2 separate regions of the Homo sapiens genome follow, and region 2 is linked to region 1. The links are chromatin loops, found by intact Hi-C in ENCODE. Cell type or tissue: dorsolateral prefrontal cortex. All regions are shown on one strand. Each heading gives the region's core, and the rest is flanking DNA. Links, peaks and the distances in the headings are about the cores only. Region 1 has its middle 130 kb from the start of CHIC2. Region 2 overlaps SCFD2 (sec1 family domain containing 2).

What was found. A loop is a pair of places that touch in the nucleus more often than their neighbours do. Peaks named below come from ENCODE experiments on the same cell type or tissue, not always from the same donor. Only the 100,000 strongest peaks of a DNase experiment are listed, where the experiment ranks them.
Region 2: a loop joins it to region 1, with 2.7 times the contacts of the local background. A loop is called at or near these places in 5 of 110 quality-filtered maps.

The regions. Positions count from the first base shown.
Region 1 is chr4:53,922,119-53,938,057 of GRCh38, forward strand. It overlaps the pseudogene LOC100129728. Among named protein-coding and RNA genes, the nearest start is that of CHIC2, 130 kb to the right of the region's middle. RefSeq lists a silencer at 7,969-8,133. In dorsolateral prefrontal cortex, for the core only: CTCF peaks have their summits at 8,047 and 8,248; a DNase peak (open chromatin) is centred at 8,043; H3K4me3 peaks cover 386 bases.
Region 2 is chr4:53,008,401-53,024,339 of GRCh38, forward strand. The region is part of intron 5 of SCFD2 (sec1 family domain containing 2); the gene reads right to left. Among named protein-coding and RNA genes, the nearest start is that of SCFD2-AS1, 89 kb to the left of the region's middle. RefSeq lists an enhancer at 1,309-1,548. In dorsolateral prefrontal cortex, for the core only: a CTCF peak has its summit at 7,426; a DNase peak (open chromatin) is centred at 7,405.

The DNA.
Region 1 (15,939 bases), core at 3,722-11,721:
TGCTAAGTGTCTGAACCAGGGCTCCAGGCCAGGCCCATCTGGCTCCCTCCAGTTCACAGGGTATCCAACTAGCTCTTGGTCCTTGTCCCTATAACTTCTGAGACCAAAAGCAATGCATTTCAGAATGTTACCATTTGCCAGAAAGTTCTTGATATCGACTATAACGTTCATCTGCTGCAATTTATGCCTCTCTCAGGCCTCTCTCCTGCATACTGGACACTCCCCTTCCCCACTCCCACCCTTATTCTCCCACTCCCATTGGCGATCTCACAGGGTCTTCACCTTAATCCCATGGTTGTCAACCTGGGGAGTTTGGCCCCACCAAGGACATTCAGCCATATCTGGAGATACGTTTGAAGCCACCTGCGGGTGGTGGGGAGGTGTGCTACAGGCATCTAGTGGGTAGAGGCCAGGGAAGCTGCTGCACATCCTGCAGTGCACAGGACAGTCCCCGAAAGAATTATCTGGCCCAAAATGTCAATAGAGCTTAGACTGAGAAACCCTGAAAACAGAACTCTTGATTTCTGTGCCCCAAATCCGTTCTTACTCAAGTCTGTTTTCTCAGTACAAGTCACCATGACTCAAAGTTGTTTCTCAGGCCTCAAATCAAAGAGTTTGCCTAATTTGTCCCTTTCACTCATCCCTTTTTTTCACATTTAATCTCTAACTGTCACACTAAAGAAAAAGAGTTTGGCCAGGTGCAGTGACTCACACCTGTAATCCCAGCATTTTGGGAGGCTGAGGCGGGCAGATCACCTGAGGTCAGGAGTTCGAGATCAGCCTGGCCAACATGGTGAAACCCTGTCTCTACTAAAAATACAAAAATTAGCTGGGCATGGTGGTGCACGCCTATAATCCCAGCTACTTTGGAGGCTGAGGCAGGAGAATTGCATGCCATTGCACTCCAGTCTGGGTGACAGAGTAAGGATCTGTCTCCAAAAAAAAAAAAAAAAAGAAAAAGAGTTTAATTCAATGATATTTGACTCATGTTCCCCTTCTCCAACGTGGCGGTTCAGCTAACTCATTACAGTATCTACTTATTCATCCAATCAACAAATGTTTATTGAGAGACCTCTAAATGCTCAACGTCCATATCAGCTTCACTGGAACCCTGTAAAGCCTCCTAACTTTTTCAGTTTTCATGAAAATACAGTTAAGTACCAATGGGTAGTTTATTTGATCGTGTTCAAAAGATTTTGCTAAAACACTAAAATAGGCTGGGCGTGGTGGCTCACACCTGTAATCCCAGCACTTTGGGAGGCCAAGATGGGTGGGTTACTTGAGGTCAGGAGTTCGTGACCAGCCTGGCCAACATGGTGAAACCCTGTCTCTACTGAAAATACAAATATTAGCCAGGCATGGTGGTGCATGCCTGTAATCCCAGCTACTTGGGAGGCTGAAGAAGGAGAATCGCTTGAACCTGGGAGATGGAGGTTGCAGTGAGTCAAGATAGTGCCAGTGCACTCCAGCCTGGGCGACAAAGTGGGACTCTGTCTCAAAAAGAAAACACACACACTAAAATAAAGAAAAGTTTAGGCTGGGCGTGATGGCTCACGCCTGTAATCCCAACACTTAGGGAGGCCGAGGCAGGTGGATCACAAGGTCAAGAGATAGAGACCATCCTGGCCAACATGGTGAAACCCTGTCTCTACTAAAAATACAAAAATTAGCTGGGCATGGTGGCATACTTCTAAGATATTTATCCTAAGGAGACAAACTATTACAAGAAATCTTTTTTTAAATTTTTATTTCCATAGGTTTTTGGGGAACAGGTGGTATTTGGTTACAGAGATAAGTTTTTTTGTGGTGATTAGTGAGATTTTGGTGCACCCATCACCCGAGCAGTGCACACTGCACCTAATTTGTAGTCTTTTATCTCTCACCCTTTTTTTTTCTTTTCAAACTTTTGCAAAAGGTGTCCTAGTTCTTGGCAATGTTTCCCCTGGGCTCTGGTTACATCATTAACAGTTGAATCACAACTATACCCAGACAGTCACCTGGGAGAGAACTGGGAACTTCATCTGGTTTGGCGACCACTCCCTCCTCCGGCGGCAGGTATCTAGCAGCAGGATAACTGATATCGTAAAGGTGGGTTTTGATAAAGGTGGGAGTGTGCACTAGACTTGCAGAGGATCACACTTGGATTTCAACAGGATGGGGTAGAAAGATAAGAGCAATGAATTGTACTCCTTGTTTTTTTAAAAACGAACCAAAGATAGAGAGAGACACATGACAGTGTCAAAAAAAAAAACTCTCCTTTTTTATTCTAAAATCCTGTTTTCTTATTGAGTCAATTGCAGAGGTCCCTCTGTGACACTCCAGAATATAACCCCTCCCTGCCTGGAGGCCTTGCTCAGGATAACTTTTCCCGTCTGCCTGTGGCTCAGAGGTGGTTGGAGCCAGGCTGAATGGAGGGCAGGCAGGCAGCTCTGCTGATTCTTTTCCACTTGAAAGGGGGCTTGGGGACTGAGACAGCCATCATCCCTTGCCACCTCCACTGAGCCAGTCTGTTGCGGGTGGAGACTGAACTTGGACTGGCTGAGGACCTGGGTCTCCCTACACTGGCCAAACCCCACAAGCCTCTCACAGCCTGCAGCCATCCCAGCGTGTCTCTGAGCACTCTCATTCCCTCCACCCTGCCCCACACCTCCATCTTTCAGTGTCTTTGTCCTGCCATGCACCGTTCCCTCTGCTAGAAATGTCCTTCTCATCCTTTAACCCGTAATATCTGCGTATCCTTCCAGACAAAACTTCAGCCTTATCTTCTCCCAGCCATCTCTCCGAATGCCCCAGGGCAGAAGTAGCACACTTTTGTACTTCCCTCTCAGAGTGCTCAGGACACAGTCCAGTATTAAGTAATGCACACAGTGCTTCTCCCAGTAAAGTTTGAGTTCCTGGAGGGCTGGAGACATGTTTGATTTATCTTTGTCATTTCTAGGACATGAGAGGCTCTCAATAAATGTGGAATGAATTGATAACTGACTAAATAAATGACACCAGTCTGAAATTCCTAACTAAAGTTACTTAGAGATCATTTTTCCCAACCTGGTTCTCCCCTTCACTTGCTGTGTGGCCTTTGGCAAGTTACTTAACCTCTCTGTGCCTCCATTTCTTCATCTGTAAAATGCAGCTAATAGTAGAAGGATATATCTACTTTATAGGGTGGCATGAGCATCATCTGTTAGTGTAGGTAAAGTACTTAGATAAGTACCTGGCAAATAATAAGCACTCGGTAAATGTCAGAGTTTACATGCACATGCCCAGAGATGCATCTGACTCACCCCACCTCTGTCCCCACCCACACTGCTGTGAGGGTTGGCTGCTGATGGCTCTACCTGCAGCCTTTCTTTGGAGAATTACTCTCAGCCAAAGGGAGCAGCCTCACCTAAAGGGTTACTCTGTGCAGCTCATGGTCAATGACTGATGACCTACGGTACAAAAGGTTGCCCCCCTGCATCAACTTGATGACCTGGGATACAAAAGGCTGGCCCTCTGTATGGACTTGATGTCCTGGAGTACAAAAGCCTGCCCCCTGCCTTAAAGTAGCACCAACTTCTTAGGGCGAGCTGTGCTCCCAAGGTCCTCTTTGCAGCAGGCTGAAGCTAGTCTCCAACCCAGCATCCCTTCACCCTTCCCTGTCCTGCTGCCTCACTTCCTAACCCCTGAGGGCACCTCACTCAGTCGCTTGAACAGGAATACCTGTCTCAGGCTCTGACTGTAGGTAGCTTGGTTGAGACAACCACTGTCACCGTCACTATCATCAGACAGGAGGAAATGAGACCCAGAGCTGTTAACTGGTTTCTCCAAGACCCAAGGTTAGGAACACGAGTTGGAGGTAGTCAGGCATTAACTAGAAGTTCATTTGTTATTTTAGAGTAGTGCTGGTTTTTATGAGTCTCCAATGAGCCTTTTCTAAGAAACACCGACTGAATAAATTAACCAACAATCAGCTTGAAAAACACAAACTAAGTTACCTTAGGTAGGTACAGAAGGTCACGACAAAAAGGAATCAATGGGAAAGGAAAACATGACGATTACATGCCTTCGTGGGTGGTGAGGACAGCGAGGACAGCCTTTGCTGAGTCCTGATCCCCTGAGATGAGACCGAGGTCCAGGCCAAGCGGGGGACCCCTCAGGCCTGCGGCATAGGTAAGGGGTGGCAAAACGGATCACAACCATGTCCCTGCTTGCCTTTGCCTTACCATGATCCCACCTATCTAGACACACCACCCCTCAGAACTCACATCCCATGTGCCTCCACTGAGTACTCTTCAGCAATTCCCCACCACCCCCAGGACCCCCAGCTCAAAGCCATCTCCATTTGATAATCCCATGAAGGTCATCAAATGCCATCCTTGCTTAGGTCAGCCCATTACACTGGACTATGAGGGCTTTGAGGACAGGAGCTGGGACTTGGATCTTTGCCTTACCCCAGAGGGGAGGGAAATGAAGGGAAAGAGAATCTGACACACACTTGTGTTTGGTAGTTGTGAGGTAGGAATCAAGACCATGCTTCTCCTTGAGAGTGACAGCTGGGAGAAGTCCATCAACTTCAGGTTCTCCCAGCCACTGAAACTGATGAAGCCAGATTCTAATCCAAGTCAGTCCAAGCTGAAACAGACCAGGAAAAGGAAAATCAACTTCAGCAAGGCACTTAAAGACATTTGCTGTAATTAGATGGACATTTTGATGGGAAAAGAGGCTGATGGGAATGCTTTGCAGGGCTTAATGCAGGAGTTCTTGTTCTTTCTCAGTGTAAAAGTGTTTTTTTCCTTCCCTGGTTACAACACTAGCATATACTTGTGAAAAATCTGAATAACACAGAAGCGTATAAAACAGAAGATATTAGTGCCTGATATTCTCTCTCATCCTCTGCAATACCTACTGTTAAGAGTTTAAATATACTGGCTGGGCGTGGTGGCTTACCCTTGTAATCCCAGCACTTTGGGAGGTTCTTTATTTGTTAAGGACTTCAAATCCTTTGTTGTGTACAGTGCAAATATTTTTCTTCAACTTGAATATCTTTCAGTCTTCTTTATGGTATCCTCTCTTGAACAGAAGTTTAAAAAATTTTTTTCAGAGTGGTAACATTTATTAGGAAGGAGAGATTTTAGTGAGATCCCCATGTGACACACAGAAGAAACAGAAGGTAACTGTCATTTCTAAACAGGAAGGAGAGGAGGGTCTGGACTCCCAGGGGACAGGTAGTTCAGCTGGACAATGGGGGAGTATGAGATTAGGGTGGATGAAGCCACTGTTCACCACCCCTCCACTGAAGTTCAGTGGCTAAAATATTGTGACACCAGCCAGCCAGTGGAAAGCTGTCCTGCTCTCCGGCAAACATGGGATGTTGTTGGTGGCAGGAAGGAAGAATGTCACGCTATATCTTGCTGCTCCTCCGGGCTACTTTGCCGTTACTAACAGGGCTGAAGGGTCAGGTGGGCCTGCAGGTGTGTGGTTGGCCTGGCTTCGAGGGGTTCTGGTACTGGGGGGGTGGGACGGACTATGAGGGGGATGTGGGCCACTACCAGGACCCTGGTGGGTTACTAGATCCATTCCCATTCTGGCTTTCAGAGGCTGGAGAAGCAGCAGGGGGACGAGTGGTAGGCTGGGAAGCTGTAGGGTTGCTGTTGTTCTGCAGGGTTGCTGTCTTTCTGCACCACCTTGTTGGGCGCCTGCTGGTTGCTATACTCTGAGTTTGGCTCATTGAAGTTAGGAAATCAGAATAAACCATACAGAATTCTCCAGTCTTCTGTAGATCACCCCCATGGCCAGTATACTGTGTCAGACAACCTTTGAAAACTGAAGCGCACCCTTTGTTGAGCCAGACAACGTCCCCAGGCTGGATCAGATTGCCGATGTCATCACAGACGGAGATATTGAGGCTGCCCATTTTGTCTGCCACTTTGCAGGTCTGAACCTTGTGCCCCTCCTTTGTCTTGGCCTGTCTCCAGCACAATAACGATAAGCTTCAGACTCCTGAGCCTGGGCTTGATATCCTTCACAAAGGTCTCCGTCATGCAGGCAGAGCCAACCAAACCATGTTTTTGTTTGTTAGCTTGTTTCTTTTTTTTTTTTTTTTTTTTTTTTTTTTTTTTTGAGATGGTGTCCTCTCTGTCGCCCAGGCTGGAGTACAGTGGCACAATCTCGGCTCACTGCAACCTCCGCCTCCCGAGTTCAAGTGATTCTCCTGCCTCAGCCTCCCAAGTAGCTGGGATTACAAGCGTGCACCACCACACTCCACTAATTTTTGTATTTTTAGTAGAGACGGGGTTTCACCATGATGGCCAGGCTGGTCTCGAACTCCTGACCTCAAGTGATCTGCTTGCCTCGGCCTCCCAAAGTGTAATCTCAAAGTGCTTAGATTAGAGGTGTGAGCCACCACTCCCGGCCTTAAATTTTTATAATGTCAAATTTATCTAGCTTTTATGTGTTTGGGTTTTCATGTTATGCTGGAAAGACTTCTTGTTCATAAATTAACAAGATCAAGAGTTTTGGAATGGAAATTGATTCTAGCATGTGTGGACCATTATGCTGAATTTTGGTGGACACATAAATACCTTTATCAGGCAAGCTATTTTTAAACTCTGTAATTACAATTTAATAGTAGGCCAAATAATGAAAAAAAAGTATTATAGAACTAAGAGCTACATTTAATTAAAAGTGAATATCTTTTTAGGCTGAGGCGGGAGGTTGGATCACTTGAGCCCAGGAGATTGAGGCCAGCCTGGGCAACAGAGCAAGACCTGGTCTCTATAAAAAATTTTAAAATTAGCCAGGTGTGGTGTCACAGGCCTATAGTCCCAGCTACTTAGTAAGCTGAGGCAGGAGGATTGCTTGCTTCCAGGAGTTCAAACTTGTAGTGAACTATGATTGCATCATTGCACTCCAGCCTGTGTGACAGAGCAAGATCCTGTTTCAATAAATAAATAAAGGGGGGATTACATAATAGCACAAGTAACAAAAATTTCCCCCCATAATTGCATTCTTCTGAATAACCACAGTTTATATTTTACTATTTTTCTTTCCAGTCTTTTTTCTAGTCTTGTGTACTTACATATATTTTTTAAACAAAATTTGGTTCATATTCATCTGGAATGGTCTTTTTTCACTGAATATCAGATTGTGAATTTGTGGGAGGACTGAGTAACTGTTGTATACTCCATTACAAAGTCTATGATTGAAATCTAGTAGTATTTGTTAACTAGAGAAAGTCTTTTAAGATGATAAGATATATACCAAACAACCTTCTTTCTTCTTTCTAAAATGGCTCCATCCTTTGATCTTTTATCATCCACACTTATTTTGTTTTAGCGGCTTCTGTACGTAACTGTTGAGCTGTGTTATCTTGGAAAGGTTTCATGTCTACCCACTCCCTTTTCACATTTTTACCATGCCTTTCTTGAAAATCACATTTTAGTGACGCTTCTTAGTGATTTTTTTCTTCTCTCTTTTTTCTTCTTCTCTTTTTTTTTTTTTTTTTTTTTTTTGAGACAAGGTCTTGCTCTGTCACCCAGGCTGGAGTGCAGTGGCACAACCAGAGCTCACTGAAGCCTCAGACTCGTGGGCTCAAGTGATCCTCTTCCCTCAGCCTCCCAAGTAGCTGGGACTACAGGCATACACCAACAATGCCCGGCTAATTTTTCTGTTTTTTTGTAGAGACAGGGTATCACTATGTTGGCCAGGCTGGTCTCAAACTCCTGGCCTCAAGCGATCCTCCTGCTTTGGCCTCCCAAAGTACTGGGATTACAGGCATGAGACACCACGCCTGGCCCTGAGTGCCTTTGCAATGGGACACGGAGACAGCTTTTGCTTTGTGCGGCTTCAAGTTTTGTATAAATCTCAAACTATTCTATGTTCCGTGGATGTGGCCTTCCATCTCATCCCATTTCAGAGATACTCTTCATTCCACTGGATCGCTAACTTCTCCTGAGTGCCTCCTGATATGCTGGTCACACCACTGTCATCCTCCATTTCCTGACAAATCCAACAACTGCTGAGCCAGAACAGCCACGTGAGCTGAATTGTGCCTGGTGGTCACAGTAGAACCACAGATAATGCAGCTAGATGGCGCTCACATCCACACATTTCTGAGGAATTAGGCGGCAATGTTCAAGATGTTTTACATTAGTTCCCAGCCTTGAGTTTACAGTCTTGGGAGAGGAGGACCAGTATACTTAGGCACATGAAATATCTGCAAAGTAATGCTAATATATGCATTTTCCAAATGAAACTAACATAAAATGAGTACAGCATGTTGGTTGCTCCTCTAAGCCCTAAACTGTCCTCCCAGCACCCCTACGACACAGGTACAGTACAATTACATCTTTCCTTTAAGAGGAGGCACTAATAGATTTAGTAGTTTTCCCAAGGCCACAGGGGCAGAGGCATAAGTCAACCCAGGTAGCTCGCTCCAAAGCCACACTTAATCACAATGAACTGGCTCAAGAAAAAGGAGAATAGAATGACATCAAACCAACAGTGGTGACCTGCGGGGAGTCAGGTGTGCTGGGAGACTACACTATTTACTTTCCACACAAAGCTCTGTATTGTTGAAAATTCTGTCCCCAGGCATAAACTGTCATGCTTTTAAATTCAATACTTTTTATAAGAATAATATAAGAGCATAAAATACTACTCAACTGTGGTCAAAGGCTAATTCAGGAATTGTGGGTTTTGAAGCTTGTTTATGGAGGAAGGAGACTCTAAGGATAAGAATTCAAAATAGAAATACAAAATTACATATAAAAGTAAATATTTATGGCCAGGTGCACTGGTTCACACCTGTAATCCCAGCACTTTGGGAGGCCGATGCAGGAGGCTTGCTTGAGCTCAGGAGTTCAAGACCAGTCTGTGCAACATAGTGATACCCCATCTCTACAAAAAAGTTAGAAAAACTAGCTGGGTGTGGGATAGTCCTAGCTAGCTGGGAGGCTGAGGTGGGAGGATCACTTGAGCCCAGGTGTTGGAGGCTACAGTGGGCTATGATTGCACCACTGCTCTCCAGCCTGGGCTGCAGGGGGAGACCCTGTCTCAGAAAAAGAGTGAAAGTTTATTTAGATTGAAATATGAAATCGTAACAAATTACACATTTTTGCTCTTTTTTTTTTTTTTTTTTTTTGAGATAAGATCTCACTGTGTCACCCAGGCTGGAGCACAGTGGCACTATCATGGCTCAATGCAACCTCCACCTCCCAGGCTCAAGTGATCCTCCCACCTCAGCTTCCCAAGTAGCTGGGACCACAGGCACCCACCACCATAACTGGCTGATTTTTGTATTTTTTGTAGAGGCAGGGTTTTGCCATGTTGCCCAGGCTGGTCTCAAACTCCTGAGCTGAAGAGATCCACCCACCTCTGCTTCCATAAGGGCTGAGATTACAGGCGTGAGCCACCGTGCCCGGCCACACATTTTTGAAAAGTGACAAACACCACAAATATAACAAAATCCTGAAAAATGACATAACCTCTACAATATTTTTTCCTATTCTTTGGCTGCATACTTTTCATATGATCATCTCGTCACATAACAACTGTGCAATATCATTTTCATGTAAAGAAGACAAAGCAATTCAAATGCATTTTAAAATGCCATTATGTTGGATAGAGCTACATAATTGTTTAATTGAATTCTCCCTCTGCTGTGTACAATAACTTATGGATGAATATGCTTGGGAGCTTTGTGACAAGAACACTTAGGGTGCTTTGCTGTGATTTTAGTGCTTTTGAATGTTTTTTTGTCTGGTGTTGCCAGGTTTCATCAGGACAAGTTATATCAGATATGCTAAGACTGACTCAATATGTTGGTAGACATAAAATGCAGTTTGGCATGCATAAAAATGATACTTCACAGTTTATAGTATTGCTACAGCTTTGTGCTCTACAAACACGAGAATTCTAATCAATTCTATTTTGCATTGATTTCTACTTTAAAAGTATGATAGTATGGTGCATTATAATTGTATATACCACATTTCTGAGTATTTTCCTGAAGATAATTTCTGTCTTGACTAGACATCAATGAGAACCAAATATTTCACTCATAATTGTGTACAGCTGATGATTGAAAGAACATTCCACAGATTAGCTTCTCATTCTGCACATTTTAACTCTTGCTTCTTCTTCACTCCCACATGCTTCCAGTGTCAGGCATCATAGGAAACATTTAAATCATAATAAGACCCATGATGCCACAGAGCATGCACTGAGCAAGAGGGTTCCTGGAAGCCTAGAATACCCAAGAATAACCAACAATTTCTCGACTCTACATGGAAGTGTGAACCATATATATAGATCCCACTCGACCAAAACAAATAAATCTCCAACTCAACTTCTCCTTAGCTGGATTCCCCAAAATGCTCATGCCTCTCCATCACCACACAACTCCTCAAGGGAAAAGTGACGCAGGGGCAAACAGAGTCAACAGCATCCTTAGCTTATGACAGTTAAAATCTTACTTTTACATTTTTACCAAAAGCATGTGACCATGTGAACCCAAGCAAAGGTGCTTCTGGGATCTTGGAAGTCATTCTTATAACTAGCAGGTCCTAAAGCTTAAGCTCCTTTCTAGAAAATCTACTCTGATTGTGGTGAAGACGACCATTGCAACAAGAGCCACGCTCACGGAGAAAGCAGTGCGTACTGGAGTTGTCAAGAAAAACTTCTTGTAGGAGACAGGCACTGAGCAAGGCCTTAAGTCATTGGTAGGATCCAACAAACAGAGGAATAGGATGGGAGTCTAAGCCACAAAGTTTCTGCATCTGCCAAAAAGTAGATATGCATGTATGTGGATGTAAAACGTGTTTTCCTGCCAATGAAAACATTTTTCCGTCACTGGCTTAGAGCTACCTAATAAGAGCCAATGGCAATACATTTACACATCACTAAAGAATGAGAAGTGAACTTTCTTCCCGGTCCCCTCTCCCCATCACCATCAGCAAATAATCACTCCCAAGCCAAGATTAACCAGAGCTGCAGGCATTTGGCACACATGTGGTCCCCATCCACCTCTTCCAACCTGGGATCCAAAAACCCTGGATTTACACCCCAGGCAAAAGAGAGACTGGCCTGAGACTAAGTCTTCGGTGGTAGATGCAGGAAGCAAAGCCTGGTGGATGCCAGTCCAATCAGCGTGAGGAAGGAAGATTCATGCCCAGTTCTCACCCCTCTTTCGCTTGAATATATTTTGTGCCATTACCTGCAGGAAAGGGGGAAGGGAAGGAATGTTTCCCGCCAGAGGCAGCAGCTGTCCCCTCATTTGGAAGACTCTGAGTTGATTTTGGCCATGTCCTTCTGCCTGTTTCTTTAACATGCTGCATTAAGCCTCAGCTTTGCTCCTCTTGCTCCTGAATTCTGTTTTGAAATATCAGAGAAATGCTCCCAGGAGGACTTTGAATGTGAGCACTCTTTATAGGCTATTTTAAGGAGCTCCCAGCTCAGGCCAGGGTCAGGCAACAACAGCTAAACCCAAACTCATCAGCACCATGGTCTACCCAGGAAAGCACAAAGACTCAAATGTCACTGAGTTCACCACCATTCGTTTAGCACCTACTGTATGCCGGGAGTGCTCTTAGAAATTAGGGTGATAATCCTAAACCAAAAGAACAAAGCTGGAGGCATCATGCTACCTGACTTCAAACTATACTACAAGGTTACAGTAACCAAAACAGCATGGTACTGGTACCAAAACAGAGATATAGACCAATGGAACAGAACAGAGCCCTCAGAAATAATGCTGCATATCTACAACTATCTGATCTTTGACAAACCTGACAAAAACAAGAAATGGGGAAAGGATTCCCCATTTAATAAGTGGTGCTGGGAAAACTGGCTAGCCATATGTAGAAAGCTGAAATTGGATCCCTTCCTTATGCCGTATACAAAAATTAATTGAAGATGGATTAAAGACTTAAATGTTAGACCTAAAACCATAAAAACCCTAGAAGAAAACCTAGGCAATACCATTCAGGACATAGGCATGGACAAGGACTTCATGGCTAAAATACCAAAAGCAATGGCAACAAAAGCCAAAATTGACAAATGGGATCTAATTAAACTAAAGAGCTTCTGCACAGCAAAAGAAACTACCATCAGAGTGAACAGGCAACCTACAGAATGGGAGAAAATTTTTGCAATCTACTCATCTGACAAAGGGCTAATATCCAGAATCTACAATGAACTCAAACACATTTACAAGAAAAAAACAAACAACCCCATCAAAAAGTGGGCAAAGGATATGAACAGACACTTCTCAAAAGAAGACATTTATGCAGGCAACAGACACGTGAACAAATGCTTATCATCACTGGCCATCAGAGAAATGCAAATCAAAACCACAGGGAGATACCATCTCACACCAGTTAGAATGGCGACCATTAAAAAGTCAGGAAACAACAGGTGCTGGAGAGGATGTGGAGAAATAGGAACAATTTTACACTGTTGGTGGGACTGTAAACTAGTTCAACCATTGTGGAAGTTATTGTGGCAATTCCTCTGGGATCTAGAACTAGAAATACCATTTGACCCAGCCATCCCATTACTGGGTATATACCCAAAGGATTATAAATCATGCTGGTATAAAGACACACGCACACGTATGTTTATTGCGGCACTATTCACAATAGCAAAGACTTGGAACCAACCCAAATGTCCAACAATGATAGACTGGATTAAGAAAATGTGGCAGATATACACCATGGAATACTATGCAGCCATAAAAAATGATGAGTTCATGTCCTTTGTAGGGACATGGATGAAGCTGGAAACCATCATTCTCAGCTAACTGTCGTGAGGACAAAAAACCAAACCCACATGTTCTCACTCAAAGGTGGGAATTGAACAATGAGAACACATGGACACAGGAAGGGGAACATCACACACCGGGGCCTGTTGTGGGGTGGGGGGAGGGGGGAGGGATAGCATTAGGAGATATACCTAATGTTAAATTATGAGTTAATGGGTGCAGCACACCAACATTGCACGTGTGTGCATATGTAACAAACCTGCAGGTTGTGCACATGTACCCTAAAACTTAAAGTATAATAATAAAAAAAGAAATTAGGGTGATGGAGTAGCTTAGGGTTCCCCAACTCCTCCTTTCTTTGCAGATCATAAATGTGATTACCCTCTTTTGGTTTCCCCTAAGTTTATGTTTAATAAGCTTGTAATTTGTCTTTTTCCCACATTCCCCATCAACTCTAGAATTCAGCCGGCTTAGTTCCCAGGTCATCCTCAGCTGGGTGGGGGTGGTGATTGCTCACTTGTGACAAAGCATCCTGGCGCTGATTGACTGGCTCAGTGTGGGGTGTGAATGGGGTCCTGAACACGGGCAAACGGAAAGAGATGGTTAAGAAACCATTAACAAGTGCCAAGTCAAATTCATTTCAGAATATAGTTAAAGTAGGAATCTAAAGTGCTATCTTTGCAGACAGACAAAACCCTTGATTGAATAATTCTTGCCTTCCCCTCCCTTTGCAATGATCACATAATCCATATTGAATTATTGTGTACCTTTAGATCCACGTCCAGCTCTCTAGCCAGTCTCACGGTCTTCATCTTTATTGTGCCAAAATCACATGGCTTTAACTTGCAGGGTTGGATAATTTCTTCTAAATTCCACCTGCTTCCCTATACCCCCTTACCCACTCCCTTGACCTTTTCTGGAAGATAAGAACAAGTTGAGGAACTTGCATTTTACATAGGAAAGCAATGTTTATGGCCCTGAAATAAGGGGCATGCTCACAGCCAGTATTCAAAATGTCTTGTTGAAATAAGCTCAAATACAATATAAAGATATTACCAACCAGCTTCTCTATGAATTACTCACTGCTCTACAAAAATGTTTCCAACTTTCCCAACACACACACACACAAATCTCTACTGTTGCACAATCCTGCTTGTATTTTTCAGATTGGCTTGATTAAAACTGTGTGAAGTAAAATTCAACCTGTTGACCTCACTCAAGATACCTGGAAATGAAAAGTTGGCCATCTGAGTCATTGGTTTTATTTTATTTTGGGGGGGAAAATAAGGTGGGAGTGTAAATATCATTAGATAAAGTTTCCAGAAATTTAAAGCCATGAAGGAGAGAGATCAACTGGGATTTAGGGATTATTTATTTATTTATTTATTTTGAGACAGAGTCTTGTTCTGTCACCCAGGCTGGAGTGCAGTGGTGCGATCTCGGCTCATTGCAACCTCCATCTCCCAGGTTCAAGTGATTGTCCTGCCTCAGCCTTCTGAGTAGCTGGGACTACAGATGTGTAGCACCAGACCAGGCTAATTTTTGTATTTTTAGTAGAGGGGTTTCGCCATGTTGACCAGGCTGGTCTCAAACTCCTGACCTCAGGTGATCCACCCGCCTCGGCCTCCCAAAGTGCTGGGATTAAAGGCATGAGCCACCAAGCCCGATCTTTTTTTTTAATTAAAATTAAAATTTTTTAAATTCTAAATTTTTGAGTTTAGAAGCACAAAAATATATTCTGTATAATAAGCTCACTTATGAACTTATTATATTTGGCATTTCCACAGATGTGAAAGTTTAACTTAAGAGGACAAGGCTTCTCCCATCCTTATGTGGGTTGAGAGCCAAGAAAACCCCTAAAACTCAGTCTTTTCTAATCAAACTTTTCTGATTAAAAAAAAAACTCTAAAATTAAGATGATTCCCAATGATCCAATTTAATTCTGGATCTTTTTCACAATAGGGGACCCTTTGTCAGCTGTGACATAAACCAGTCTATTTCCAGCCTGAGCCATCTATGCTGCCTCCTTAAGAGTGAAGCCTGCCTACACTTTGAGAAGCTGAATACAAACTGAAGGTAACTGAGGGATCTCTGGGACCTCTGAAATCCTGGATAACTTTCTCTAAGGCTGGTTTGTGATTGGAGAAAGGGTACAAATGGTGCTTGCCCCAGCAGTGTGTCTCAAACATTGAGATGCAGTAGAATCGTCTATTGAATTAGACTGACCTGGAGTGGAGCCCAAGTGAGGAACTTTTTTTTTTTTGAGACAGAGCCTTGCTCTGTCACCCAGGCTGGAGGGTAGTGGCAAGATCTTGGCTCACTGCAACCTCTGCCTCCTGGGTTCAAGTGATTCTCCTGCCTCAGTCTACTGAGTAACTGGGATTACAGGTGCACCACCATACCTGGCTAATTTTTTATATTTTTAGTAGAGGTGGAGTTTCACCATGTTGAACAGGCTGGTCTTGAACTTGTGACCTCAAGTGATCCACCTGCCTCAGCCTCCCAATGTGCTGGTATTACAGGTGTGAGACAGTGTGCCCAGCCCCAGGTGGGGGAATTCTAACAGATTCCCTGGATGCCCCCAAGTCTAAGAAGCCCCTACTACATTACAGCCTCCTCCAAGGCAGAGAGGAGCCTTGTTTCATTCATTTTTGTATCATGGGGCTTGGCAACGTGCCAGGCACATAATAAGCTCTTAAGAAATACATCCTAAATTCATCAGAACTGGTACTAAACTCCAGGTAGAATAAAAAATTTTAACATTTTTTTTTACCAGAAAATATGTAATCGGAATAGCTTCTAAATACTGGCAAACAACAACAAAAGGATACTCTTACTTTGATTTCAAAGAAAAAAAAATAAGAAAAAATTCACAATTGGCATTGCTACAAACTCAATTGCTGTTAGGAATCACTAAAAACAAGATACTTTCATCCTGGCTAAAGCAAAAACACATCAATCGCTCTGTTTCACAAAAGTCAGAGCAGGGGGAAACATCAGACAATAAATAGACTTTCTGATATATAATATTTAAAAAAGAAAAAAGTCCCCCTTGAGACTGCAGCCATGCCTCAGTTCTTTCCCGCCTCGTCACCTTCCTTTCTTCTCCCCTGCTCTTTCTCCTGCTTACTCACTTGCCGTGCTCCCTGCCAGTATCTCTCTCCTCATCCTCAGTTGTCACACTTTTCTTATCTTCTCAG
Region 2 (15,939 bases), core at 2,929-10,928, 910 kb before region 1:
GAGCACAATGGGAAAGATGAAGCAAAAGGAGAAGAAACTAAAATGTGCTTGAGAGAAAGAAAACTATTCTAAGACTTAGTTTTTAAACTTATCATATTCATTTGCTCTCCCTAACGTCCAATAAATAACAACAACAACAAAACTCTTTACAATGTTGGAAGGACACTGTAGCTATGTAAACTTGCTCAGTGAGGTGGGGAAGAGAAAGGGTAAAAAGTCAGCCAGGGTCAGGGAATGGAGAGGTGCATGTATAAAACGCTCTTCAAAATAATGAAAGCTTTCTAGAGAAAAAAAAGCACAAATCTACAAAACTGTTGAACTTGAATGCTTAGCCAGGTTTTCAGAGAAAAGCTATAGAATCCAGCTGCTATTATTTTAATGGGCATGAACTGAAACTTAATAGAATGTGACTGGCCTCAAAGTTCAATAGAAGTACTTTCCAATTGTCTATAATCTCACTATCATGCAGAACGATCTGCTTGATTCAGCCAAAACTTAAATGAGTTTCTTCTATGTACTTTTCTCTTTTGATGGTGCAGAAGAGATGTGTGATCCTGACAGAACAATCTAAAGCCTGATGTGGAGATCTGGGTCTTAACAACCCCTCTAAAAGCACTGTGGGGACTCTAATGGCTTTCCTTTGGATGGTCAGCCACACCTCCCAACTACCTTTGACGAACTTGCCATCTTCCATAAATGACTGTAAATTCCTACTACTTGCAAACTATTAGTCCTCTCTCACTATCAGCCCCTTTATTATTTTCGTCCAGTATTGATTGGCTCTAGAAGTAATAAATTTCACAGTGTTGGTAGCGCTTCCTCTGTCATGGATTAACTTCCTTCCAGGGACCTTAATAATCTTAGAGTCCTATCTTCCCAGAAGCATTTTCCAAAGTCCTCATAGGCACTAAATAAACAAAGGATTACATGGTCAAATGAGTTTGGTAAATACTGGTTGAGAACCACAAAGTTAAATAAGTTTTCCTTAAGAACAACCTTTTGAGATCTTTTAATATCAAATGTAAAGGGAGAATCTACTGGAAGAACACATGGTATGCAGAGATTTTCAAACTTACTTGGCTAAAGAATACCTTTTTTTAGCAAGCACCTTGTAGGACAGATGTGCCGCTGAACATATTCTGGAATCTGGATTACAAAAGAAGAAACTGGAGTCAAAGTCTTCACAAATGATTATGGCTTTCCCTTCGTTCTCGTAATTCTGAGACTTAGTGCTGACCTTATATATAACCTCCATTTATAGACACACATAGTCTCAACCTCCATTTCTACAGACTGAAGGATCCTAACCTTCTTGTTTTTTCACTATTATGGCATCTGAGCTCTCCCACTATCACCCCCTGCTTCCCTTTATCATTTTAATTGCATTTCTCAGAACCCTGTCCAATTTGAAGCTATCTTTCTGGAGGAACAAGTTTGGAAGCAGCACACACATTCCAGGTGGGAACATGGATGGCCCTGTAAACACCTTCAGTCTGGTTTCCTGTAGCTTTCCCAAAACCCCTTGCATTTCACTGGCCTGCTGGCCTACCGGAGCTCTGTGCTCACTATACTTTCTCGGGCTGCACTGAGAGCTTGGAGCACATCACCTTCTAAGTCAAGGGCTTGTTTCATTTCCTCTCTGAGATTAGATTAGAGACCATCTTATTCTACCTCATATCCTCCACAGCATCCAGCCTCCCACATGATAACTGAGTCCTCAAAAGTCTTGCATTTGTTTTGCTGAGTTGATATTTTAGAAGTTTCTTCCCGAGTTATTATCTTGCTCTGGCCTCAAAGAAAACATATTCAACACATTTCTATAGCTTTACAAGATCTTGTTTATTCCTGACAGCTTCGCAATTACTCTACATTTACAGGTACTTTCTTCGAATTACTTAAAACTATTTTCTATGAACTGTTTCTTAGGGCTTTGTACTGCTTCTTCAAGATACGACAAAAATTTATATTCAAAACGTGACTTTTACACAATAGTAAATACATTGGCAATGACAAGAACAGTCTAGCAAACAGGTTTGTGCTTTTAGAGGCAGACACGCTAAGTTCTGCTGAATGTCAAGGCTGACTTGGGAATCCAGCTGCTTCTTACACTATAGCAATGAGGACAGAACATTCTTGGCGGAAATCCCTGTCCTTGTGGGCAAGCTGCCTTTAAACTAGACCTCCCAGTACCTGGCACAGTTCTGGGCTCACAGTAGATACTCAATAAACTTTTCTGAAACGAATAAATCATTGAATAAAGGATGAATAAGTGAACAAAGAAACATTTTGGAAGAGAAACATCTTAGGTATGGTATTGGTCACCTCTCTCAAGTGAAAGTTTTCATTCCTTTTGCTTCTTTTCCCATTTTGGGGCCGGGCTGGGGGGCGCGGTCCAGCCTCTCCAACATATGTCTTTACACTCTCAGGACGTTCCTCAGATCCCAAATACATAGCAGCAGGTAGTGTAATCAGTTATGTCCTTAGAATGGTGACAATTTAAAATTTCTGCACCTCTTTTGTTCCAGAAAATTCATGCCTTAAAAGACCAACGGCAAACTCTTCAAAATGCCTTCAGGAAATAAAGGTGACATTTGTTTCTATAGCGTACCTTGAAAAAGCATCCAGTTCAAACACTGTTCCAAAGCACTAGCTATGTCTGATTTCATATTTTACATTTGGACTTTATTTTCCCCCTAAAAAAGGCAGACATCAGAATATTATGTTTGCCAACTCATGAAACAATTGTTACTATTCTGTATTCTTTCTATGAGGATAGTATTATGAGGCTGTGCTCATAATAAAACCTTCATCCTAAATCTCTGTGCACCTTATGAATTTCACTGCATCTTTGCTTTTTTTTCCCCCCCAAAGAAGTCATTCAGGTTCCTTTAATAATACCAGTAAATAGCTCCAGCCTTCCACAGCTGCAGAGGTTTACTGTCCTGAGAGATTTTTCAGTGTTACAATTCATGCTTCCAATCAAAACAGTGACAGAGTTGACAGGATTTAGTGAGAAGAAGGACTTGATTAGGAACCAGGACACTACTGAGCAAATATTAAACAACTACAGGGAATTTCTAATATGCAGTGTTCTCTCTGTTCACAACAAAAACAAGCCAGAAACAATTTCCTGTGCTGCAGCTAAGTGAAATGGAAGTTTGTTTTTAAGGTTCCTTGTAGTGTGTTGTGTACATTTCAGCAAAGCCGATTTCACCTATGAGAGGCACTGGCTCCTTAAATAACTCCATTCTTCTCATTTCAAATAGAAACCAGCTGCACTTCTAAACTGTAACAAGAACACCTATCCAGGAGGTCAAAGCTGGAAGACACCTCACTGTGAAACGCTTCAAGCTTCTTTATCTGGGTTACAAGTTTGGTCTGCAGTGAATTGTCAGTGACAACCTGTGGCCTGGAATTTAATTCCTTGATGCCTTCATAACATTATTATTTCTTCCTCTCTAGAGGATAAACAAGTACATAATATACTATGAATTGGAGGCTGAAACCGACATTGATTGTGGGGAGAGGAAAAGGTTCTGGGAACACAAATCTGGGGATTTTTCATTGAGAATAAGTAATTTTGAAAAACCAGGTTTTAGGCTTTTTTTTTTTTTTTTTTAATAGCTTAACTCCTTCTATGGGTTAATTTGAGAGGACTCCATCCCCCTACTCCCTGCCCCACAAATTTCCAAAAACAACAGCAAGAAAGATCCTGGCAGAAGTCAAAGGGTCAATGGATCCTAAATAGTTTTCAGGTTCAAGTATGCACCATCAACAATGAGAAAAGCCCAGCCGTGTTATAATGACTCACCCCTTGACAAGAGATTCCAAACCGTGAAATCGAACAACTGCATATTTAGCCCTACGAATTGCATGGCTTACAAGTCACAGAGGGGTAAATTTGAAATAGGGAAAGGCTGGGATACCTTATTAGCATAAAATCTCTCTCTCTCTTTCTCTCTCTCTCTCTCTCTCTCACACACACACACACACACACAAAAGGCAGGGAAGTGGAGGCAGAGGCTGCACTGTGATCCTGGTCAAATAGGTTGGTCCTCTGTGAAGTGCCCATAATTCCAGAAGAACCCAGGGCTGGCTATTTGGTCCGAGGGGCCACTCTCATGGCCTGTTTGAAATAGTTCTCCTAACAGCAAGATTCAAAAAAGAATATTCTTTTCTCTCTTTATTTTTCTTTCATTCCTTTGTTCATGTAGGATAAAATTTTTACCTTTCTCTACCCCATTTCATTTTCTTAGCATTTCAGGAGAGATGAACCAGTGCTTTTCTGGTACTGCTCATCAGCATGTTCTAGCCAGTCGGCAAAAAAGGCATCTGCATTTATGGAGTTAATTGACATCTTATTAATTTTGCTCAGATTCTTTCTTTTACCTCCCTCTCCCTCTCCCCTCCTTTCTGTGTGTGTGTGTGTGTGTGTGTTTTTTTTTAAGAGAGAGAAAGCTAATGAAAACCATGTTTATATGCTCAAAGGCACAGAGGAAATTCATTACTCTGAGGAATAGCACACTCCACAAGTGAAATGAAAGTAATCTTATTTATGACAGGAAGGGGCCCTAGCTAGACTGAACTCCACCACACTTCCACTGTTACATAGAAAAGGAGCTGCAGAGCTCCTGCACCAACTCCAAATGGCGGCCTCACTGACAACAAACACATTTGCACTCTGTGTTTGAAAACTGTTAGAAGCTCCAGAAAAACAGCCATCTAATAGAGACAAGGAAACAAAATCTGCTTAGAATAGGCCATTCTTCCTTTACACCTACAGTACTTTCCCAGGACTCCTTGTGACTAAATGTTACAAAGATATCTCATCAAATCATTAGCTGATGACATTTATCAAGTACTGGTAAATACAGCTATGTTAGTTTCATAGCCTTAATTCCCTTATTAGAAGAGTTTTTCACTGTAAATTCATGGGCCCTTTCCTGTGTAAATAAATAATGGAAGAACTTAAATAATTCCTTTCACTATAAATGTCACCTTGTACCCTTGCAGACAATTCTCCCTTTCCTTCTTGAAAATTCCTTCAACTGTGAGAATATTTCCTTTTTTATTACTTGGGATTTTGCCATGTGGCTTTTTTTCCTCATTCATTCAATTAGTCAACGAAAATCATTTAGCTGTTATGTTCTAGAGGTTGGTGGGGAGATAGTCTCTACAATTTCTGTCAAAACTACTCATGAGTACTCTTCAAAATCTTAATATTATGTGAAATGTTGGCAGTAATAAGGTAGTTTTATAACATTTATTATATGGCTTCTGAGAATAACTTTTGCTGGAACGTCCTCTGAGATCATTAGGCCCATCTCCTCATTTATAGATGAGAAATCAGGCTCAAGGGCAGATCCCAGACTGTATATCTCCTTATTAAAAAATAGTTTTTTAAATTCCAAGAAGCTTCACATGTTTACCACTGAAGGAAAGGTATTATTGCTTGGATTCCGTGCAGGGGAGGGATTTTATAGTCCTCCCATCTTATGAAAAGGCTTCAGTATAAAATAAAAAGGGTCAACTAAAAAATATCTGGTATTTTGAAGTCCCATACAGAGATGCTATATGAGAGAGCAACTTGGAATTAAATTAACTAATTTGAGTTAACTCATCTTTATTAAGCCTGAGGTGCTGAGCATGTGTTGGGTCCCGGAGAAAAACAGACATACACCCTTTGCCATGTGCAGGGGATGCAGGGAGGTAAATGGGTGGACCTGTTTACATTATGGTATGGTAGGCGCTATGATGTGGAAGTGCAGAGTGCTATGAGACAGAGGAGGCTTCCTCCAGGGTGAAAGGAGTTGGTATGGAGATGGAGTGGCAGTGATTGTTCCAGGCAAAAGAAACAACTTGTATAAAAGCCTGGAAAAGAAAGTTTCAGAGTTTTTGTGAAAACAGTGTTAGTTACGCACTGAAGGGGAGGTTAGAAAGGGATTATAGTCAGAGTCTCTGATTTTCACTGGCCACACCTAAAATCCATGTGTTCCTTACTTGCCTTGTCCAAGTTGACATTTTTAAGTGTGGTATGTAACATTTATTTGTACAGTTATTCTTCCCTGTCATCCAAGACACTATTCTTAGTTTTCCTTTGCAATACACAAAGGTGATTCACTCACCTTGAGAAGGCCCTGAATTCAGCTTATTCAGCATTTATCAAGAACCTCATAGGCACAACCCTCTCCAAGTGCTGCCTCAGCCCTCTGTGTTTATAGTCCTTGTTATAGCACAGATCACATGATATTAGGGCTCCTTGGGCTCCCCCGTGAGCTCCAGGAAGGACTGTCTTAGCCACCTCCAGAACTCCAGCACAATGCCAAGCATATAACAGGAGATAAATGCTTCTTGAATAAATACACGAGCTTGGTGGGATATACCTCAATTCTTAAAACATACTTAAATGCACCTTTTGAAAAAAACAGTGTCCTACATAGCTTGCTTTGGTACAGACGGTAAGGGGACAACCAAAAAATGGTTAGAGAATCTCTATTTTGTGAAAAACGCATTAACTCAGCATTCCCTGTTATAAGGGTACATAGAAATATTTTTGAATTTATAATATCCACTAGAACGTTTTACTGGTGTAGTACTTAGTAGCAGTTGTTTTGAATAAAAACTAGACATTACAAGGTAATGATTTAGCAAAACAAACCAAAAGTCAGTGAGTCAGGAGGAGAAAAGGCACTGTGTTAAAATGACCAGCTGTATTACAGGGTCTGCTATTTGCTACATCAGTTTCTCATTAAGCAAAGCTCACTATATTTAAGGTAATTTTAACAGAGTAAATACAAAAAAACACAGTAATAAAGACTAACCATATACTTGGATGGTCAGGACACAGGCCAGGATTATGGATTTTATTCTTCTGATCCACCACAGTTGGTCCTAAAACACCTGTCATTCATCTAGTGTTACTGGGGACCTGCTATTTGCCAGGCACTGTGCTGTGCATTGAGAATACAAAGGTAAGACAGCAGCTCTGCCCTGAAGAATTTTTAGTAAGGAGTACAGGAAAATATGCAAAAAAACAAAAACAAAACCCAAAAAACAAAACGAACCTTTGGAAGAAGCAGCAGGAGAATCAGGGCAAGCTTCCCAGGAGAAGCAAAATCTCTCAAACGCACGTTGTCAGTCATCAGGCGGTTCAGATAAGACTTTGAAAACTTATCAGCACACGTCTTCCATCACTATTAGAAAAATAACTTGAGTGTACCCAACCCCAGTTTATCTTCCAAGTTGGTAACACATATCTATGTGTTCCTGGAAGCTTTGACCATATGGCATGGTCAAATAATATATTTATTAAAATATATTCTACCTTTAAAACTGATTAAGTTTGGGGAGAAGAGAAATAGCAAATTGATAAACGGTCTTCTGTAGTAACATGTTTGAGCCACAACGAGGCGCTCTGGATTCAAGAATGAGTGGGCTTCTCTTATTGTACAGTCTCTTCTCTATGAGGGGCTTTCAAAGAACAAAATGCATTTATCTAACATCAGGAAGGCCAGCAGCTCTTGTAGGAAGGCAGATGTTTGTCCTGTACAAAGTACAGATGTTTTTGACTGAAGTTCCAAAATAAATCTTATTTGTGGAAGAAGAATTAAACGAAGGCAGAAACTGCTTCTTAACAGAGGGGCTTCTAACATCTAAAATAACCATTTTCCTACACGGTCACCTGGGGTGGAGGAATAAATAAAACAAACAAGCACATAAAATTAAAATATTAACCACCAACAACAAATGATAAAAACCCTCACAAAATAAAACAAAGCTCTCAGAATAATGAGAACATTTTTGAAAGGACACGCTGCTGGAAGCAGCTCTGATAATATTCCCCTTGGTGTTGGTTTTGGAGATCCTATCCAAGGAGGAATCTTCTTTAACCTTCATGATGAACTAGCCAGTAATCTCATGTTTGTAATATTACAATCAGTAGCCATGGAAATAAAACTGATGTCACAAATTTTGCTTTTTGATTAACACTCCTGGATTGTACAGGAGCAGAAAGCAAGCAAGTCACATCTGACCTGTGCTATTTCGTTTTTAGTAGATTAAGAAAAATTAGACCAACGGTATACTGTTATAATATGAATCTTTAAAAAATCTTCAAAATCTTTATGCAGATTTTCAAAACTCCAATGCTTCAAGATTCTTCTTTAGCTAGAACTCCTGAGCTCTTTAGTCATGAGTATTCGAAATATTCTTTGTACTAGACAAAATAAATGACTCGTGCTACAGATGAGTAAGAGGCTCTAATTAGAAGACAGGTGAAAGAAAATTTATACTTCTCACTGTTTAGAACATTTAGTTTTAACTGAGCTTGTAGGGATTTTTTTAAAAACTGCTTAGAGATCTTGAAGAAATATGAATCTTTCAAGATTTCCCAAGTATTTCAGGACATTTAAAAATGATCAAGATCTGGCCAGGTGCGGTGGCTTATACCTGTAATCCCAGCACTTTGGGAGGCCAAGGCAGGCGGATCACAAGGTCAGGAGTTCGAGACCATCCTGGCTAACACAGTGAAACCCCGTTTCTACTAAAAATACAAAAAATTAGCCAGGCGTGGTGGTGCACACCTATAATCGCAGCTACTTGGGAGGCTGAGGCAGGAGAATTGCTTGAACCCAGGAGGCAGAGGTTGCAGTGAGCTGAGATTGCAACACTGCACTCCAGCCTGGGCAACAGAGCGAGACTCCGTCTCACACACACACACACACACAAAAAGAAGCAAAAGTTCTTGCCATAGTAATCATATTTGGGTGGGCACCGGTGGCTAATTATAACACAATAGGCTATTTTCTGCTTCCTAAAAATAAGGAGGACAATTATCCAGGGGTGGAGGTAGTTATGCAATGGTACCACATATTTCTTCACCCACTAGAAATAAACGTGCGAAACATTCAAATCACATATGAAAAACAAGGAGAGAGAAGATGAATAAAAACAAGTTAAATGAAAACTTACTGTGTGAAATAGTGAGGTAACTCACCCAAAGTTCTGATGCTGCTGCTATCTGTTTTATATCTGTAGTAAAGATGACAGATGAAATAGTAGGTGCAATACAGGTTTTATAAACCTAAGGAAAACATCTTAAAGTATTTGACCCAACTATGTTTTATCTTTTAAGTTTCAATTTCCATCTAGATTCCCTGAGAATATGGACTTTAAAATATCCCACATTAGTAAGATCAAGTTCTTTTAAAATTAATGTTTGGGAAAAATAATGACCAATTTGTTGTAGTATAAAGACCACTGGGTTGGGTCTGCCCAAAATCCTCTGTGACACACTTCTCATGCAGAGCCAAAATCCCCATGAAGGCAAACTAGGCCCTACCTGCACTGAGCTCTGCCACCTCTCCTTCTCCTCCCACTTGCTCATTCCACCCTCCTGGGTATTGTTCCTTGAAGAAACCCAGCAAGCCACCACTTCAGGGCCTTTGCATTTGCTATTCTGTCTACCTGGTAGGTCATTCCCCAAAGTATCCAAACGGCTCACAGCCCAGTTCTCTGTAGGTCTATACAAATGGCTCCTTAAAGTAGGGCTTCTCTTGACCATCCTATATAGAACAGCACACTGCTAAACCACTCTGTATCCATCCTGCTCTCTTTCCTTAACTCTGTTTTTCTCCAGAGCTATCATCAGCATGTGACATACTATGCGTTTGTTTGTTGTCTTCCCATACCAGAAGGTAAGCTCCATGATGGCTTACATTAGAGCTTTGTTGGTTTTATTTACTGTTTCAACCCCAGGGCTCATGATAGGGCCTGACACTCATATTTATTTAATCATTTAATTGATTTCTGTGACATTGTTGAGCAGTTAAGAAAAAGTTGATGAAAATTTGATATTGTTACAGAATAAACCAAGCATTATAAACCATCACTATCATAAATCTATTATTCACAGATTACTAAAATGGAAAAGGAATTGATAGAACATGTACACCCAGAAAAAGACAGATCTAAATCTTACGGCAAATCCAATATTGCTCCAAATAACATGATATCCGAAATAAGGCAAAAATGCAATGTTCCTGACAAGCATTGCTTGTGACGGCAATAATCCAATGTCTCACACTTCAGAGGCCAATTTCCTTCTGGTGATTTCTCTCCAATTCATCCTGAGTGGACAGAATCACTCAAGTCAGAGTGATTTATATTTAGTCAATCAATTCTATGTCAGCAGGAAAACTCCACTGGGCCCATGAAGTGCAATTTTCACGCTTGGAGTTTCCTTTATTGCTAGGCCAGACATTTCTGGGAAAGAGACCCAGCATATCAACCCTGAAGACCAAACACAACCCTCCCAAAGGATGCTTAGGACATCTAAATATAACAAAACTTACGCCAGCCTGACCTTGCTCATTAAGAACAAGACAGTGCATGTGTTCATGCAGGATGCATCAATGATGGTGTGTACGCTCTTGTTCACCTTTAGACTAAGGATAGCCATAATAAGGTTTGTTGTGATAGCCTCTCACAGTGTATACTCAAGATGGCCAGTTAGGAAGCAAAGCAGCCCGTAAAGCTATAGAGGCCCTAACATGTCCAATTTCTACTTGATAAGTAAAGAATAATAGTGTTGGAATGATTTTGGTCAGATGGGTCCTCTCATACCCAGATGATAGGAATGAACTGCAGCAAATTTCCCAGGGTGCAATGTGTTCAATAGATATTAGGAGCCTTAAAAAGGATTATAACCTTTGACCTAGTAATTCCATTTCTAAGACTTTCTCCTAAGGAAGTAATCAAAGATAAGGACAAAGATTTATGCACAAGGATGTTCAAAAGCTGGAAACAGCTGAAATGTACAAAAATAGGAAAATGCTTAAATAAAAAATAGTAAATCTTATAATACAACATTAAAAACAAACTTTTGAAAATGAATAATTTGGGAAGTACCTTTCATATAAAGATTAACTTGTATTTAAAGCCCTGTTTATGTAGGTGTATAGATAGATAGATACTTATATGTATATGCTTATGAATTGAAATAAGTTTATCAAAATATTTACAGTGACTAGATGGTGAGAATAAATTCTATTTAAAATGTTTATCTTCATACTTTTCTACCATAAATAGATATTACTTAATTTAAAATAATACCATTGGCCTGATTATAAAAGAACACTTACTACTTCAACATCAGGAGAAGAAATAAGGAGTAAAAGTTCCTCTTGGATTCAAAGGGGTTGGACAACCCTGACACTTGTAAATGTGTGATTGTATCAACGTTGTTGAAATTCTTTCCTTCTGTGAGACATATCACTTAAAAAAATCACCTCCAAACAGACTTACAAACAAACAATATATAAAGTTATGCAGCTGAGCTTCTCAGCTTCCCACCTTCATTTTCCCAGTGGGTTCTCTGGTGGTAACTTACTGAGTTAATTTAGATTAATATGGTAGGTCTTAGGTGATTACTCTGCTTTAGATCCCAAGCAATGCTAATTATTATCATAAAGGACAAGCTACTCGGAGGTTTAAAGTTCAGGCACAGAGACCTTGTCTACATTTCTGTTATCTGGCTCACCAAATTACAAGCGTCTGGTGAGTCAATATGAAAGATTCCAAACACAAAGGTCAACGCTGGGCTACTGATCTTCCTGACCCTAACTCAGAGCCAAGAATTGCAATGCAGTTTTCTCCTCCCACACTAAAACCATTAGCAACCAGCTTGTCTTGGCTGATTCTTTTCTTTTACAACTATTTTTGAATAGGTAATAGCTCTTCCGGTGCCCACATACTAAATTAGCATGTCATTTCATGACTTTTCTTCTCTGTAAAGCCTTTAATGTGTCTGTAACAGTACTGTACTTGCTAATGTTAATTCACATTAATTAGATGATGCCTTTTCAAATCAAACTATGGTCCCTCTGAAAATTCACATGATCTAGAGTGGATGTGGAAAGCCAGTTTACACACATCTTGTGAGTTAATCGGTTACTGTTTCAGAACAACTTTGCAACAGACAACTATCCAGAACCTTGTCCAGTTGTTTTTTAGAAATAATTTTCAGAGAGCCTCAAAAGGACAAAGATAGGGAAAGGTTAAGAAACTGTCAGTCTTATCATCTGTCTTTCTACATCCCCATCCAGTCAGTCACTAAATCCTAATCATTCAAATAGCTCTGGTGTTGGTATACCCTCATCGACTCCCATGACCCTATGCCTGAAACAAGTTATCCTGTGAGATGCTTTCAGATCTCAGAGACTAGATAGCTGTTCAGCACAGTCCTTTCCTTCCTGGGTACACAGTAGCCCACGTTTCCCAGCCTCCCCTGCAAATAGGAAGGATCATGTGACTGACCGAGGGTACAAATGAAATACACCACCGCCACACAGGGCAGATAAAGACTTCCCATATATAGTCCTAGGAACCATGGATTAAACAAGATGGAGCTAGGGTGCCTAGGCTGTGTTTAAATGAGAGCAAATCATGACTACCTGTTCCTGCCCTTTGATGAAAATTTGGTGTGAAGGGTCTTAATGCTAGGGTGGGTGGTTTTGGCTTCTGTTCAAGTGAAATTTTTGCCCCACATTCCTTCTTCCAGAATTGCTCCTGTGGCCACCTCATCATGTAACCCTAAACTGTGCAAGCCATCATCGAAGTGGTAGATATTTTAAAAGTGTTACATTCTTTTAGAAATGAGCTCTACCTTGACTAAGCATGTACATCTTTTAGATGACAATATACTAATAATGTGAAATTTTCAAGTAAAGCAGAAACCCATTTTAGAATGATAAGCACAAACTTATTGGGCCTTTTAATTCATGACAGAGTTGCCACATGTCTGAGGTCAAATCTAAATGACCTGAATAATTTTACATGTCCTGTGAGTTTCAACAACACAAAATTGCAATTGTTTTTAAAAATGTATCTTTAAAAGGATAACTTGAAACCCAAAACAATAAACTTCCTATTTCTAACATTTTATAGAAGAAAAACATTTTAAAGTACTTCATTTTTAATAATAGCAACTTTCAACATAATTTATTCCTGTAGGTTTAGTTTAAAACTAACAGAGATTACTAATTTTTTCTAAACTTGCAAATCATTTCCTCAACAGAAACATACTGTATGTTATGAACTTTAAAAGATACAGTGGCTACTCTCCTTTGAAGAGTTTACTGTCTAGTGGGAGAGAGGAAAATACAAATAAATAATGGCAATGCAATGCGGTATGCATTAAGTTCTCCAGGGGCGCAGCGGCAAGTCAAGGGTGAGGGTGTTGGGAAAAGCTCCTTAGAGAAGGTGACATTCGAGATCTATCAGGATTTGAAGATGTGGGAGAGAAGAAAGGAAGAGAGATGGTAGAAAAAAGCATTTCTGAACTTTTTGACTAGACTTTTTTTCCTCCAGTAAATTTATTTTAGATACTTCAGCAAAATCTTGTTTTGTTCACAGTGCCGACAGAAGAATATGTAGTTGTTCTTCTGTAGCATCCCTAACCTTGGCCCTGGAAACTGTAAGACAGAACCCAGGTGACACTCTATGATGACTGGTGCCAAGCCAGCAGATGGAAAACATTACTGAGCCAGTTCTACCCCAATGACTGGATGCCAGCATCCTGGTGTGAAAAATGAGGAGGGGGTCACAGGTCCATGTATCATAGAGCATGATGGTAAATGCCAATGGGGATGTTGTCAGGTGATTTGTGTTGTTGTCAGAAACACTTCCACTATAATTTCTTGTTCTTCAAGGCTTTGGGAATAGGGAAAATATTATCCCTGGCAAGTTGGGAAAGGAGGCTGGACTGCAAAAGGATGTCAAATGTTAACTATTGAGAGATGCATGTAAAAAGGAACAAACATGGAAAAATGTTATTTTCTCTTACTGGGGGACTTAATTTACTTTTAAATTGATAGTGACAAAGAATAAGAACACAGTATCTTTCTATTCCCCTCCACCTATAAGTCAGCCCTGAAAATATGCCTGATCCCCCATCTAGGGCCTCTAAGGTCATTGAAGGCTCACATTAAATCAGGCAGCAGTCTAAAAATAACGTGTGTTCCAATTATTCCTTTTTGCTTGCTTGGTTTTCTGAGAAATCTGTATATCTGTATTTATAGTATCATAAAGAGCTGCTTATCCTTTTCCATCTAGCAAATTGGAGGTCAGAAAATGAAGGGAAAATGCCTAATTGGGAGAATAGTCTAAGAGAGAAAGTTTAGGCCTTAGAGTTGGGAGAACTGGTTTTGGATCCCTGCTCTGCGTGGCCTTGGCAAGTTTTAAACTTTCTCCTGATCTCTAAAGAGGGGATTAATTCCTGCCAGACTACCTCACAGAGTAATTTAGAGATCAAAATAGAAATGAGATAATACTTAAGAGGCTGGTTGGTTGGCTAGAAGAAAATGCAACAAGAGTTAAGTTTTTTTCTTAATGTTAAGTAACAATAACAAAATAATAATTATAACTGTAGGGGTGTGGAGACTGACATTTTTATTCATTGCTTTATCCCTAGTGCTTGGCACAGTGCCTGGCACATAGTAAGAGTGTGAGAATTATTTATTGTATAAATGAATGAATGGGGCGCCAAGGTAAATCTATAAAGCAGTGCTTCTACAGGCATTTTGAAAACTATCCAAAAGGCTAAAAGAGCCACATTAAACCTCTTTAGTGCATCACAGGCAATTGATTTAATTTATGGTGATCATGAGTTGTTGTTATCTTCTTGAGACCTTTGTGCATAGAGAGTTTAGGAAATACTTAGACTCATGGGTACGTGGGTCTAAATGTAAAACTAGACTCCAGGGAGGAAAAGTCCTTTCCTGTGATATTACATTTAATTTTGCAGCTACATCTCATTCCTTCATTCTGATTTGAATTTGCTCCCCCAAAGATGAATATTGCTAAGATGAGGAGTTGACATCTGCAATGGGTTGTGACTCCAATTCAATGAATTCTCTATTCCAAAACTGCACTTTGGAAAACTTGGATATCAGTTTCCAAAGGTACGCTTTGGAAAAAGGAATCATGAACCCATGTGAACCTGGCCCTAAAAATATTGGTATGGCCGTAGGAGGTACCAAGAATTCAGGAGGCTTAGCCCCTACTCACAGAGTGGTGTCTGGGTGGGCAGATTGCTGTGATATTAGACCCCTTCCTCTCCTCACAATCCCAAATTCTAACTAATCTTAGTTCTCACTTTTCTTTGGCTGCTAGGAAGCTGTGTCAAATCTAGATCAATCTCATCTATATAGGACATATGAATTTTATTTCATGAATTAAAGTCCATGATTTTCTTTATCATACCTTTAGCTTCACGTTTTCTATTCTCTTTTGCCCTGGTATTATCACTGTTTTTGTAGTCTGTTTCTCTGCAAACTGCTTTGGACGTCTTTTGGAATGAGGCATAGTATTAATAAATGCAACTGCAAGTGCTAGTCTCAGAGGTTTCTAGACTGAAACCTGAAGATGGACAGTAGCTCTGTTCAGTATGAGCTCTGTCACCACTGGATGACATACTCTTACCATGTGCAGTTAATCATTTGAGGGAAAACTTCATCTCGACATTGAGAATGTGGGAGATTGGGGGTGGTGGTGGAGGGAAGCCCTACTGATGACAAGCCAGAGTTCTAGAGACACTGTAATTCAAATGAATCTGAGGCTGGCTTGGAACACAAACTCCACAGTCAGCAGCAGCCTTATTCTTGGGCATCTAGAAACAACCAACCAATGGAAACCTGCTGGTTTCAAGAAGTCTGCTTTCATTAAATTCTTGTGGCTGCGCTTCTAAAACCCTGACACCAAGTGCTAGCCATCACAAGAAAACCTGAAGACTTGAAGATTCACTTACCTCCCCAAAAAGAAGGATTCTAGGCTAACATTTGGCCCCAGAAAAAATCCAAAGAAGTGGTGGCTGGCTCAATCTTTTCTTATTTAACTCAAACTGGCTAACAAACACTGAACACCAAAGGCTTTTCATCCAGC